4 separate regions of the Homo sapiens genome follow, and all the other regions are linked to region 2. Evidence: chromatin contacts called from ENCODE Hi-C or POLR2A ChIA-PET data. All regions are on one chromosome and are shown on one strand. The core of a region is the stretch at or near the end of the contact, and the rest is flanking DNA. Distances in the headings are between cores, read along the strand shown.

The links. Hi-C counts contacts between places; a loop is a spot of excess contacts on that map. ChIA-PET counts read pairs that join two places held with the same protein, here RNA polymerase II (POLR2A). Pooled maps may share reads with other maps.
Region 1: a loop to region 2 is called in a pooled map, with 5 times the contacts of the local background. The contact joins the promoter of ZNF497-AS1 here to the promoter of ZNF304 in region 2. A Hi-C loop is called at or near these places in 1 of 168 maps with a recorded cell type or tissue (naive thymus-derived CD4-positive, alpha-beta T cell), 1 of 37 single-sample maps with no recorded cell type and 10 of 50 pooled maps. POLR2A ChIA-PET finds 5 or more read pairs at or near these places in 1 of 52 experiments (MCF 10A).
Region 3: a pooled map shows a loop between it and region 2 (4-fold over the local background). The contact joins the promoter of TRIM28 here to the promoter of ZNF304 in region 2. A Hi-C loop is called at or near these places in 4 of 50 pooled maps.
Region 4: a loop to region 2 is called in a pooled map, with 7 times the contacts of the local background. The contact joins the promoter of MZF1 here to the promoter of ZNF304 in region 2. A Hi-C loop is called at or near these places in 8 of 50 pooled maps.

The regions. Positions count from the first base shown.
Region 1 is chr19:58,361,362-58,364,224 of GRCh38, forward strand. ZNF497-AS1 (ZNF497 antisense RNA 1) reads left to right here and starts at 1,265. Exons shown (of 3, transcript NR_136527.1): 1 at 1,265-1,391. It overlaps ZNF497 (zinc finger protein 497), which reads right to left and starts at 1,390. Exons shown (of 3, transcript NM_198458.3): 1 at 1,316-1,390. It also overlaps the pseudogene RNA5SP473. RefSeq lists enhancers at 677-1,225, 955-1,084.
Region 2 is chr19:57,349,953-57,352,652 of GRCh38, forward strand. It overlaps ZNF304 (zinc finger protein 304), which reads left to right and starts at 1,319. Exons shown (of 3, transcript NM_020657.4): 1 at 1,319-1,745. The coding sequence starts at 1,713. RefSeq lists enhancers at 495-1,354, 1,312-1,401, 1,355-2,213, 1,552-1,621.
Region 3 is chr19:58,542,739-58,545,460 of GRCh38, forward strand. It overlaps TRIM28 (tripartite motif containing 28), which reads left to right and starts at 1,326. Exons shown (of 17, transcript NM_005762.3): 1 at 1,326-2,359; 2 at 2,687-2,722. The coding sequence starts at 2,020. It also overlaps the pseudogene RN7SL525P. RefSeq lists enhancers at 501-1,005, 1,157-1,466 and silencers at 1,587-1,796, 1,877-2,036, 2,057-2,346.
Region 4 is chr19:58,572,070-58,574,840 of GRCh38, forward strand. It overlaps MZF1 (myeloid zinc finger 1), which reads right to left and starts at 1,266. Exons shown (of 6, transcript NM_198055.2): 1 at 986-1,266. It overlaps MZF1-AS1 (MZF1 antisense RNA 1), which reads left to right. Exons shown (of 6, transcript NR_027334.2): 5 at 509-754; 6 at 848-2,728. RefSeq lists enhancers at 1-832, 833-1,692, 1,061-1,150, 1,211-1,640.

The DNA of each region.
Region 1 (2,863 bases), core at 15-2,514, 1.0 Mb after region 2:
CTTCTCTTTTTTTGAGACAGAGTCTCGCTCTGTTGCCCAGGTTGGAGTGCAGTGGCGTGATGTGGGCTCACCGCGACCTCCGCCTCCTGGGTACAAGCGATTCTCCTGCCTGAGACTCCCGAGTAGCTGGGATTACAGGCACCAGCCTCCACACCCGCCTAATTTTTGTGTTTTCAGTACAGATGGGGTTTCACCATGTTGCTCAGGCTGGTCTTTAACTCCTGAGCTCAAGGGATCCACCCGCCTTGGCCTCCCAAAGTGCTGGGATTACAGACATGAGCCACCGCACCTGGCCTCTAGTTTTTCAAGATGCCACCTTTAGGGGAATTGGGTAAAGCGTACATAGGGTATGCATTACTTGTTACTGCATGTGAATTTATAATTACCTCAAATCAAAAGTTAAATTTTAAAAAAACGACATCTGATTTCAATAAAAATCCATATTTGTGTATTGAAGTATCAGAAATCCGGGTCCCCCAAGGGCCCATGTTTCTTAAGGCGGAGCCAGGCACCGCTGCCCCTCCATCCTGTGGTGTGCGACCCCGACCCGCCAGCCCCCAGCCGCATCTATCAGGGCTGCCGTCCTGAGTCCGTCCTCGTCGTGGGATAGCATGTGAGCCCCGTAAGGTCCTTCCTGTCGGCCTCACTGCTCCAGCCTCCCCGACGTCCTCACGTCCACGCTGCGTGCCCTTTCTGAGCCTCAACGCCTCCTCCTCACCTCGACATGATCAGAGCCACCTCCCGCGTCAGTCCCAGCGCCCACGCCCCCAACAACGGGCACTTGTCCGACCAGTCACGGGTACTTGTGTCTCCCCCACAACCCCCAAGGCCTAGGCTGGACAAACAAATACGGAGTGGATAAAGGGGAGGAAGCTGCGGCCAGGTGGCGCGAGGCCTGTGCGGGCAGCTCCGGAGGCTGGGAGGCGAGCCCAGCCTGGTGAGCTCCGAAACTACCCGGGGCTGGGGACTGATGAACGAATAAATGAATGTGGGAAGAAATGATGGCGCGGCAGGGCATGAGTGAATGAGTGAAAGAATAAACGAGCAGGAGGAACGATGCCACAGAACTGATCGCCATAAGGCTCGCGTTCACCGAGAGAACAGCAAACGGGAGCCATTTCCGTCCCGACCACGGTCGCCTCTGGCCCGTGCAGGGCCACTTCCGGGCCGCTCTGGACGGCGCGGAGGCCTATCTCTCGGTGGTCCCAGAGGGCCCAGCTCAGGGCCGAGGCCCGTCCTGCCCCGCGCGGCGGGAGTGGTTGGAGCCGGAGGGCGGATCTGTGCCTGGCCGAGGGTGTCCGTCGGCGTCACTCACCGTCCTCGGCCCGCCTCTGCGTCCACTAGGAGCGGCCTGAAAGAGGCCCGCACGCGGGCTCGAGCCGCGTGGAATGGTAGGAGGGCGGGCACCGGGTCTCCTGGGGGCGCGGTTGCATTCGGCAGAGCGGCCCAAGGCGTCGCGTTTCTCCCCACTGCGCCTGCGTAACTATGCCGCGGCTGCGGGCGCGCGCCTTCTGGTTCCCATGGGGACGGCGCCACAGCCAAGCTACTCGGGCGTCCTGCGTTGCCATGGATGCGCTCCGCCCCTTCCTGCACCCGGCCAGCCTCTGCGGCACACACCCAACAGCTACACAGGCGCCTGGGGCTGCCCGGGTCGCGGACGCAAGTCGGGCCAACGTAGCTTCTCCCTGGCGGTCCTCCTCCGGCCCCAGGCCGTCTTTACCACCCTGGAACCTTGCTGAGTTGACGCCACTGAGCTGCGTCTCACACCCACGCGCTGTGGAACACCCACCAAGCTGGAATCCACGCGGTTTTTAAAATAGAGTCGGGGGCCGGGCGCGGTGACTCACGCCTGTAATCCCAGCACTTTGGGAGGTCGAGGCGGGCGGATCACGAGGTCAGGAGATCGAGACCATCCTGGCTAACACGGAGAAACCCCGTCTCTACTAAAAATACAAAAAATTAGCCGGGCGTGGTGGCGGGCGCCTGTAGTCCCAGCTACTCGGGAGGCTGAGGCAGGAGAATCGCTTGAACCTGGGAGGCGGAGCTTGCAGTGAGCCGAGATCGCGACACTGCACTCCAGCCTGGGGCGACAGAACGAGACTCCGTCTCAAAAAAAAAAAAAAAAAATTGAGTCGGGATCTCAGAAGCTAAGCAGGGTCGGGCCTGGTTAGTACTTGGGAGACCGTCTGGGAACACCGAGTGCTGTTGGCTAAAATAAATAAATAAACCGGGCGCGGTGGCTCACGCCTGTAATCCCAGAACTTTGGGAGGCCGAGGCGGGCAGATCACGAGGTCAGGAGTTCGAGACCAGCCTGACCAACATGGTGAAACCCCGTCTCTACTGAAAATACAAAAATTAGGCTTGTTGGCGTGTGCCTATAATCCCAGCTACTCGGGAGGCTGAGGCAGGAGAATCGCTTGAACCGGGGAGGCAGAAGTTACAGTGAGCTGAGGTCGTGCCACTGCACACTCCAGCCTGGGTGACAGAGCAAGACTCCGTCTCAAAAAACAACATAGACCAGATGCTGTAAGCTAAAATAAATGAATAGCTAGAGACGGGGTCTCGCTATATGGCCCAGGCTGGTCTTGAACTTCTGGGCTCAAGTGATCCTCCCACCTTGGCCTCCCAAAGTGCTAGGATTACAGACCCGAGCCACTGCACCCGGCCTCCACGAGCTCTTTTTGTACCAATTTTTCCCAATTTGTACTAGGGAGCTCTCACCTCAGCCCAGGTGGTTTGGGCAGGTGTGGGTACATGGCCCAGGTCCACAGCACAGGGCAGTCCATCCCTCTGGCCCTGGCAGTGGTCACTTTGGACCTGTGAGCATCGTGGGACTTCTCTCTGAACTGTTAGGGCCTCTAT
Region 2 (2,700 bases), core at 69-2,568:
GTCAGGAGTTCGAGACCAGCCTGACCAACACGGAGAAACCCCATCTCTACTAAAAATACAAAATTAGCCGGGCATGGTGGCGGATGCTTGTAATCCCAGCTACTCGGGAGGCCGAGGCAGGAGAATCGCTTGAACCTGGGAGGGAGAGGTTGCAGTGAGCTGAGATCGTGCCATTGCACTTAAGCCTGGGCAACAAGAGTGAAACTCTGTCTCAAAAAAAAATTATAACTATTATCTATGATGCTATTTGATGAGTGAGGGAATAATTGTACTTTTTTCTTTTTTTTTCAAAATCACACTGATCCTGAAAAGGTGGATCTTTGATTTATCTTCCTAAAGCAGTGTATGTGAGAACCTTGTGTTGAGGAAGACTGATAACAGCTTGTATGTATTTAGCACGATGTGCCAGGCCTGGTGTTAAGTACTTTTTACCTCACTTCCCATATTCCTAATGAGGTTGGTTGTAGTGTTTTTCATCTTACTGATTTTTTTTTGTTTGTTTTTGTTTTGTTTTGTTTTTGGCTAATGACTTTAAAAGACCTCCAGTTCTTGAACTTCAGCTAGGGTCCCATCCCCAGAGTTTATCAGAAGGTATAGGTTGGGTCCAAGAATTCACAGGTTTTTTAAGTTCATAGTGAAGCTGATGCTGTAAAACTACATATCAAATTGGGAAGCAATGAATTAGAAGAGGCTCATGTTTTCGTCATGTTACATGTAAGTTCCTCCTTCACTTTTCGCCATGAATAAAAGTTCCCTGTGGCCTCACCAGAAGCAGATACGGGCACCATGCTTCCTGTACAGCCAGCAGAAAGGTAGCTAATTACATCTCTTTTCTTTATATGTTAGAAAAATTAGAAGGACATTCAATGTTTTACAAAAAGGCCCACAAACGAAATACAGACAACGTTCAATTTATTAATACGTTTCAATCCCCAAATCTGAGAGAGGTGAAGCAGGTTTCCCAGGGCCTCAGAAGCAGGATTGAAGAATGGGTCCCTTGCTGGCGACTTCAGTGGCGTGGCATTGTCCCAGGTGGCCATGGAAATCAGGGTGCATACCCTTTAAAAGCAGCTGTGGCCTCCGAGATATCGTTTTCCCAGTCTTTTCTCCCCCTCCCTGCACGACGCCTCTTGGCAGACATCCGGGAGAACCCGAAAGGCGCTCGTTGCCTGGTTGGATGCAGGGTACAAACTACGTTACCCAGAAATCTGTGCCCAGCTCATTGTTAGCCGGCGTGCAGCCAATGACAGCCCAGAAACTGGGCGTTTCCTGCTGCTCTGGGCTGCAGGGGCGAGACTTCTGGCGTCGCCGTCGTGACGTATTTTTCCTATGCCCGGTCCGTGCATTCTGGTTGTGAAGGCTGAGTTCTAGAGATCGGGTCGGCTTTCTACGCGGCTCTCGTGGAACCTAGCAAAGAAAGACAGTGAAGACTGCAGGACCTTCCTTCGCGCTTTTGTTACAATCCATGACCCCTGTCGTGGGACGGGCGGCCTCTCGCGGAGGTGTCTGCCGGGGCTGGGCTCTTACCGAGGCCTCCACACACGTCCTCTTGTCCTTGTCTCCCCCAGAAGCAGCCGCCTTAGTCTTGTGAGCGTTTTTACACCGGGTAGATTGAGACTTGGAGTGCTACACTCAGCCCGAGGGCGTCCAGCGCGGTGGAGGCGTGGGGTTTCGGCTGAGCCCACAGGGCACAGACTGTTCATCCGCTTCTCATGGCAGCGGCGGTGCTGATGGACCGGGTTCAGGTGAGTGGGGGCATCCCTCAAGCGCACCCCGGCCTGGTTGGTGTGTCCTGGGATGTTCGCTCTCATCGCGCACTTCAGGGTGCTCACTCCGTCGCATTATGTGGAGGGGTTCCGCTCCCCTCATCAGTGGCATAAGGTGTGGAACGGACTCGAAGGCGCAGGGGCAGTTCGTACAAATGCATGCATGGAGAGGAGAATGAGTTTGGGGAGTTCCGGGAACTCTCTGTGCCTGGTGAGAACAGGGACTAGGGGGTCAGAGGTAGGCCTGGAATGGCCGCCCGAGGAGCTGGTCCTCTCTTCTGAGGGTGCTGGGAGTCATGCAAGGTTTGGTACAGAGAAGGGAGGTCCTCTGACGCAGTTCTTAAAAGGCTCCCTCTGGCTGCAGAGTGGGTAGACTAGGGATTATAGGGTAGACGGGGAGATCAAGATGAAGTCTACTGAAATAGTCCAGGTGAGCGTTGATGGTCTGGGCCAGAGTGGTGGCAGCAGAGGTTAGAGAATGTATGGGTTTTGGGTTTTGTATGTATTTTATAAGGAAGGCTGACCAGATTCTCTGATGAGACATAGTGATGATATCCTGGGATTCTTCACATGACTGTCTTCACTTGAGACAGGGGGCAGTGAATGGAGGTCATTTCTAGTTTAGTGTCCTGAATCCAGGCCATGAGTTGTATGGAGTTATGTGGAGAAGTCCCCACCTGGCGACCAATGGGATGAGTACTGCAAAAGTATATCAGACCTAGGAACAGGTACGCTCAAATGCTTGTAGGATTGAGTTTGGAGCGCTCAGGGAATCTCAGGTCTTAATTACCTTTGTTGGAAACAGGTATCAGAGGAAGGAGTTAGGCAGGAATGGCTGGCCGAGGTGTCTTGAGTGTGGTAAAAGTCGTGGGAGATTTGGAGCAGAGGAGGGAGATGATCTGACTCAGATTTTAACATGCTCTCTCTGGCTTTC
Region 3 (2,722 bases), core at 76-2,575, 1.2 Mb after region 2:
ACAGACGCTGCTTCCCTCCTCAGACAGGATTCTCCCCACACAGACCCTGCTTCCCTCCTCAGACAGGGTTCCCCTCCGCACACACACCCTCTTTCCCTCAGACAGGATTTTCCCCACACAAACCCTACTTTCCACCTCAGACAGGATTCTCCCCACATGGACCTGCTTCCTTCCCTCCTTGGGATTCCCCACTGTTGAGGTTCAGTTTCCCCATCTGGAAAAGCATCAAAGTCAGGGTAGCTGCTGACGAAAACATGGGGAGGGGATGCCTTGGGGGGCTGGGTGGGATTTCACAGACTCATTGCTCTTTAGCCTCTTGTGATTTATATATATGTGTATATATATATATATATTTTTTTTCTTGATGGGGGGTTGGGGGGCCCGGCGTGGTGGCTCACACCTGTAATTCCAGCACTTTGGGAGGCCAAAGTGGGTCTATCATCTGACGTCGGGAGTTCGAGACCAGCCTGGCCAACGTGGTGAAACCCCGTCTCTATTAAAAATACAAAAATTAGCCAGGCGTGATGGCAGGCCCCTGTAATCCCAGCTACTCGGGAGGCTGAGGCAGAAGAATCGCTTGAACCCGGGAGGCGGAGGTTGCAGCGAGCCGAGATCGTGCCACTGCACTCCAGCCTGGGCAACAGAGCAAAACTCCGTCTCAAAACAAACACAAAAACCTTTCTCTCCTCTTTTGAGATGGAGTTTCACTCTTTTCTCCCAGGCTGTAGTGCAATGGCACGATCTCGGCTCACTGCAACCTCCGCCTCCCGGGTTCAAGCGATTCTCCTGCCTCAGCCTCCCGAGTAGCTGGGATTACAGGCGCCTGCCACCACGCCCGGCTACTTTTTGTACTTTTAGTAGAGACGGGGTTTCACCACGTTGGCCAGGCTGCTCTCGAACTCCTGACTTAAGATCCAACCGCCTCGACCTCCCAAAGTGCTGGAATTACAGGCGTGAGCCGCCGCGCCCGGCCACATTTTTCTCCATCTGTGGTCTAGGCTGGCGTGCAGTGGCACAATCCCGCCTCACTGCTGCCTCGGCCTCCTGGGCTAAACGGAGCTTCCCGACTCGCCTAAGAAAGTGGTGGGATTACAGGTATGAGCCACGGCGCCCGGCTGTGATCTACATTTGATTCAGTCAAGTTTCTGTGTTTCTCAAGTTTAACTATAGCGTGGTTAAAATCCAAAAGTCAGCACCCGAGCTCACACAGGAGCTTCCTCCCTCTTGGGATGGAGACTCTCCTCCCCTCTCCCTGGACACAGCCCTTCACTCGGTCTTGGCCCCGCCTACTTCTCCATCGGCCCTGCCCCCTATCCCGAACTCTTAGTGACGCAGAGGCTGGAGACGACTCTACGGCGGCGAAGAGACGCGGGTTGAGGAAGAGGGACGGATTGCCCATGCGCTTGGGCGCACAGCGGCCCGCTTCTGTGTGGTCTGGAGGTGGAGCTGAGAGGGGAATCACACTCTATAAAGGTTCGCATACCCCACTGGCGGATTCAATTGCGGCAGTGACGTCACAGAGGCCCCGCCCCGCCCCCACAAGAGCCCCACCGACGTGGGGTTGGCGGTGGTGGAAGGACTAGGAGTTGGCGCGTGCGTACTGGCGGCCTCTCCCGCACCGACCGGCCTGGGCCCCGCCCCCGGGCGTGAGGCGCCCAATGCGCGTGCGCGGCGGCGTCGGCGCCAGTTATTTCTGTCCCGCCCCCCGGCCTCGGCTCTTTCTGCGAGCGGGCGCGCGGGCGAGCGGTTGTGCTTGTGCTTGTGGCGCGTGGTGCGGGTTTCGGCGGCGGCTGAGGAAGAAGCGCGGGCGGCGCCTTCGGGAGGCGAGCAGGCAGCAGTTGGCCGTGCCGTAGCAGCGTCCCGCGCGCGGCGGGCAGCGGCCCAGGAGGCGCGTGGCGGCGCTCGGCCTCGCGGCGGCGGCGGCGGCAGCGGCCCAGCAGTTGGCGGCGAGCGCGTCTGCGCCTGCGCGGCGGGCCCCGCGCCCCTCCTCCCCCCCTGGGCGCCCCCGGCGGCGTGTGAATGGCGGCCTCCGCGGCGGCAGCCTCGGCAGCAGCGGCCTCGGCCGCCTCTGGCAGCCCGGGCCCGGGCGAGGGCTCCGCTGGCGGCGAAAAGCGCTCCACCGCCCCTTCGGCCGCAGCCTCGGCCTCTGCCTCAGCCGCGGCGTCGTCGCCCGCGGGGGGCGGCGCCGAGGCGCTGGAGCTGCTGGAGCACTGCGGCGTGTGCAGAGAGCGCCTGCGACCCGAGAGGGAGCCCCGCCTGCTGCCCTGTTTGCACTCGGCCTGTAGTGCCTGCTTAGGGCCCGCGGCCCCCGCCGCCGCCAACAGCTCGGGGGACGGCGGGGCGGCGGGCGACGGCACCGGTAAGTACGAAGTGATCGGTGCCACCCCTCCCCCTACTCTCTGCCTTTGATTCCGACTGGGTGCAGAGATGAGGATGCCACCTGGGCGAGAGGATGGGGGCCCGGACAGGGCACGGGAAATACTTTCTGGGTCCTGCATACGAACGTGGGTTTGTGCTGGCCGCTGAGATGGGACATCTGACTAAAGTTGGAGAAAAGAAGGCTCGGGGAGGGGAGGGGCTGGTTCGCTGCGGGATAATGGTCGGGGGCCCACCCAGCAGGGGAATGGTGGGGGCCATAACCTGGGTGGGAACTTGTAACAGTCTCCCACATCCCTGCTTCTCGAAGTGGTGGACTGTCCCGTGTGCAAGCAACAGTGCTTCT
Region 4 (2,771 bases), core at 16-2,515, 1.2 Mb after region 2:
TCTTTACCAGGTGGATGGCACCTATACACCTACAGCCTGGGCATCAGCATCACTGCTGGCGTCTCCCCCTACCCAACGCCAGCCCTTACTTCACCTTCTATTCTCTCATCTACTTCGATGTGGCTCCTCATTTGGGCCCCACCATCATTCCCCTCCCTGCTTGGAAGCCTCACTCCACCTAATCCTCCATGTCAACCTGTGCAGTCACTTGTATGGCTCAGCTCCCAGGCAGCACCCTCTCTCCCTACTCAGCCCCATCTTCTAAGCCCAACATCACACTACGCAATGCCCCATCTCAGCTTCCTGATTTAGCTGGGGTTGGAAGGGGATGGGGGAGCTTCGCAATGGGTGGGGGGGCGGCAAAGGCTCCAAGACTGCCGGAACAGGAGCCTGCAAGGAAGTCCCGAGACTCTGATTCCGCCCATCTTCAGATCACTGTGCCTTCGAGAACTTGTTTCCCCATTTGCAAGTGGGGCTGACCTCCCTCCTCGCGCTGTTCCTTCTGCAGCTGCGGCTTTAGGAAGGAATCTGCGTTTATGAAGGGGATGGCACCGCAGAATCATTCCCCCGTGGGTGGCATCGATTTCGAGGGCCGCCTCATCCTGGGGGCCAAGCCTCCACTCTTCAAGGTGCCAAGTCAACCTGAAACCCTGGGAGAGACTTGGGTCATAGCCAAGATGGCAGGTACCTACGGAGGGTCCCGAAATACACTTCCCAGAAGTCCAGGCGGCAACTTCCGCTCCAGGGTGCCAAGGTAGGTCCAGACGACGCCTAGGCAACCGGGGGCGGGGCTCCCAAAGCCTGTCGTCGTGGCAACGAGTAGTGATTGACAAGCCTCTCGCTCTAGCCCTGGGCGCTCCCGCAAGGACTGCCCGGATTCGTTCCCCGCGCTTCCGGTCTCACTGGGGAGCCGGAATCCCCGAGTCTGCAGCCACCGCCCCCGTCCACACGATAGCCCTCCCGGTTAAGAGGACCCCGCCCTCACCTCTGCGCTCAGCGGGCCGCTCCGCGCTCCTGAGCACGCGCAGTCTTCGACTTCCCCCTCCCGCTGGACTACGTCTCCCAGGATGCTCCGCGCACCAGCTCGAGCGCCTCCTTGCCCTTCCCCCACCCTCGTCCCCGTTTCTACACCCTCTCCTCCCTTCCCCTAGCGGTGGTCGCAATGATCAGGTCATACTCCTGGCCGCTTCTTCCCATGCTCCCCGCCTCGAATCCGTGCGTCGGCATGCGCAAGCCTCTCAGGTACAACAGACGGCAGCACCGCCTACCAGATCGCGCATGCCCCCCACCACGTTTTCCTCACTTCTCTACGGGCCTTCCTGAGATTAGCAGGATCCTGCACCAATCACGGCCGTCATTAGAACTCCGTCGGTGCCCCACCGCGTCTCCATGGCAACTCCCTACAGGAAGGGGCCTCTGCTACTTCCTAGACCGCAAAATGGAGAAAGGCTTGGCCCGATGCTTTCCGGCAGATGTAGTCAGCAGGCCCTTCGTGTGTACGTGCGCGCGCGGCGCGATGACGTTCCTCTGTGATCATGGGCGAGGGGCGGGCCCTGAACGTCTCCATGGTAACCTGGGGACACGACTCGACATCGCCTGGGTAACCCGGAGACGCGGCGGGCGTTGAAAATGCAATGGGGCATGTGGGATGAAGAGGTGGGGAAGGGTACTGGGGCAGAGAGATGCCGATCGATAGAAACAGCGAGGAGAGACGGAGAGAGACCAGAGACTCAAGGGCAAAGAGAGACGAAGGACCGGCGGGAGGAAGAGAGAGAGAGACAGAGAGACAGACTCACAGACTGGGAGGACCGGAGACTCGACGCGAGGAGAGACAGTGAAAATAAGTGAACAAACATAGAGACACGGGTCCAAGTTATAAGAGGGCTGAGTGGATCAGAGGGTCAGGGCCGGGCAAACAGGTGTCAGAACAGTTAGCAAGAGAGAGGCAGATCAGAAAGGGATGCAGATGAAAGAGACACAAAGAAGGAAACGCAGAATGGGTTCACAGAGACAAGAAATGCAGATATCCAGACTCAAGAGGTAGACAAGAAGGGAGAGGGACAGAAACAAGAAGGGAGAAAAGGGACAGAAATTAGAGATACAGTAAGATGGATTGACAGTTTTCGAAGACCTAGAGAAAGATGACAGCACGAAGAGAGACAGGGAGAATCCGAGGTAAAACTGTTAGGAAAACTTAGGAGTCCAGATGCTGTCCAGTTATATGCTACCCTGTACAGGTTGATAGGTTGCAAATGCTTTCTGTCCAGTGTATCGCTTTGTAGCTCACTAAGCAGTTTTGTATCCAACTTTGTGCTTTTATTTCAGTGTTTTTCTTTTTCTTTCTTTCTTTTTTTTTTTTTTTTTTTTGACGGAGTCTCGCTGTTGCCAGACTGGAGTGCAGTGGCACGATCTCGGCTCACTGCAACCTCCGTCTCCCAGGTTCAAGCGATTCTCCTGCCTCAGCCTCCCGAGTAGCTGGGACTGCAGGCTGCTCCACCACACCCGGCTGATTTTTGTATTTTTAGTAGAGATGGGGTTTTACCATGTTGGCCAGACTGGTCTTGACCTCCAGACCTCTGGTGATCCGCCCACCTCGGCCTCCCAAATTGCTGGAATTACAGGTGTGAGCCACCGCGGCCGGCCAGTGTTTATTCTTCCTTTCCTGTCTTCCTAGAATCATCTTGCTGCTTCCCTCAGTACGGTAAATAAATCTTTTGACACATGCTCACTGAGAGTCATGTTTTTAACTGTTTTGAAATTATATTTGGCAG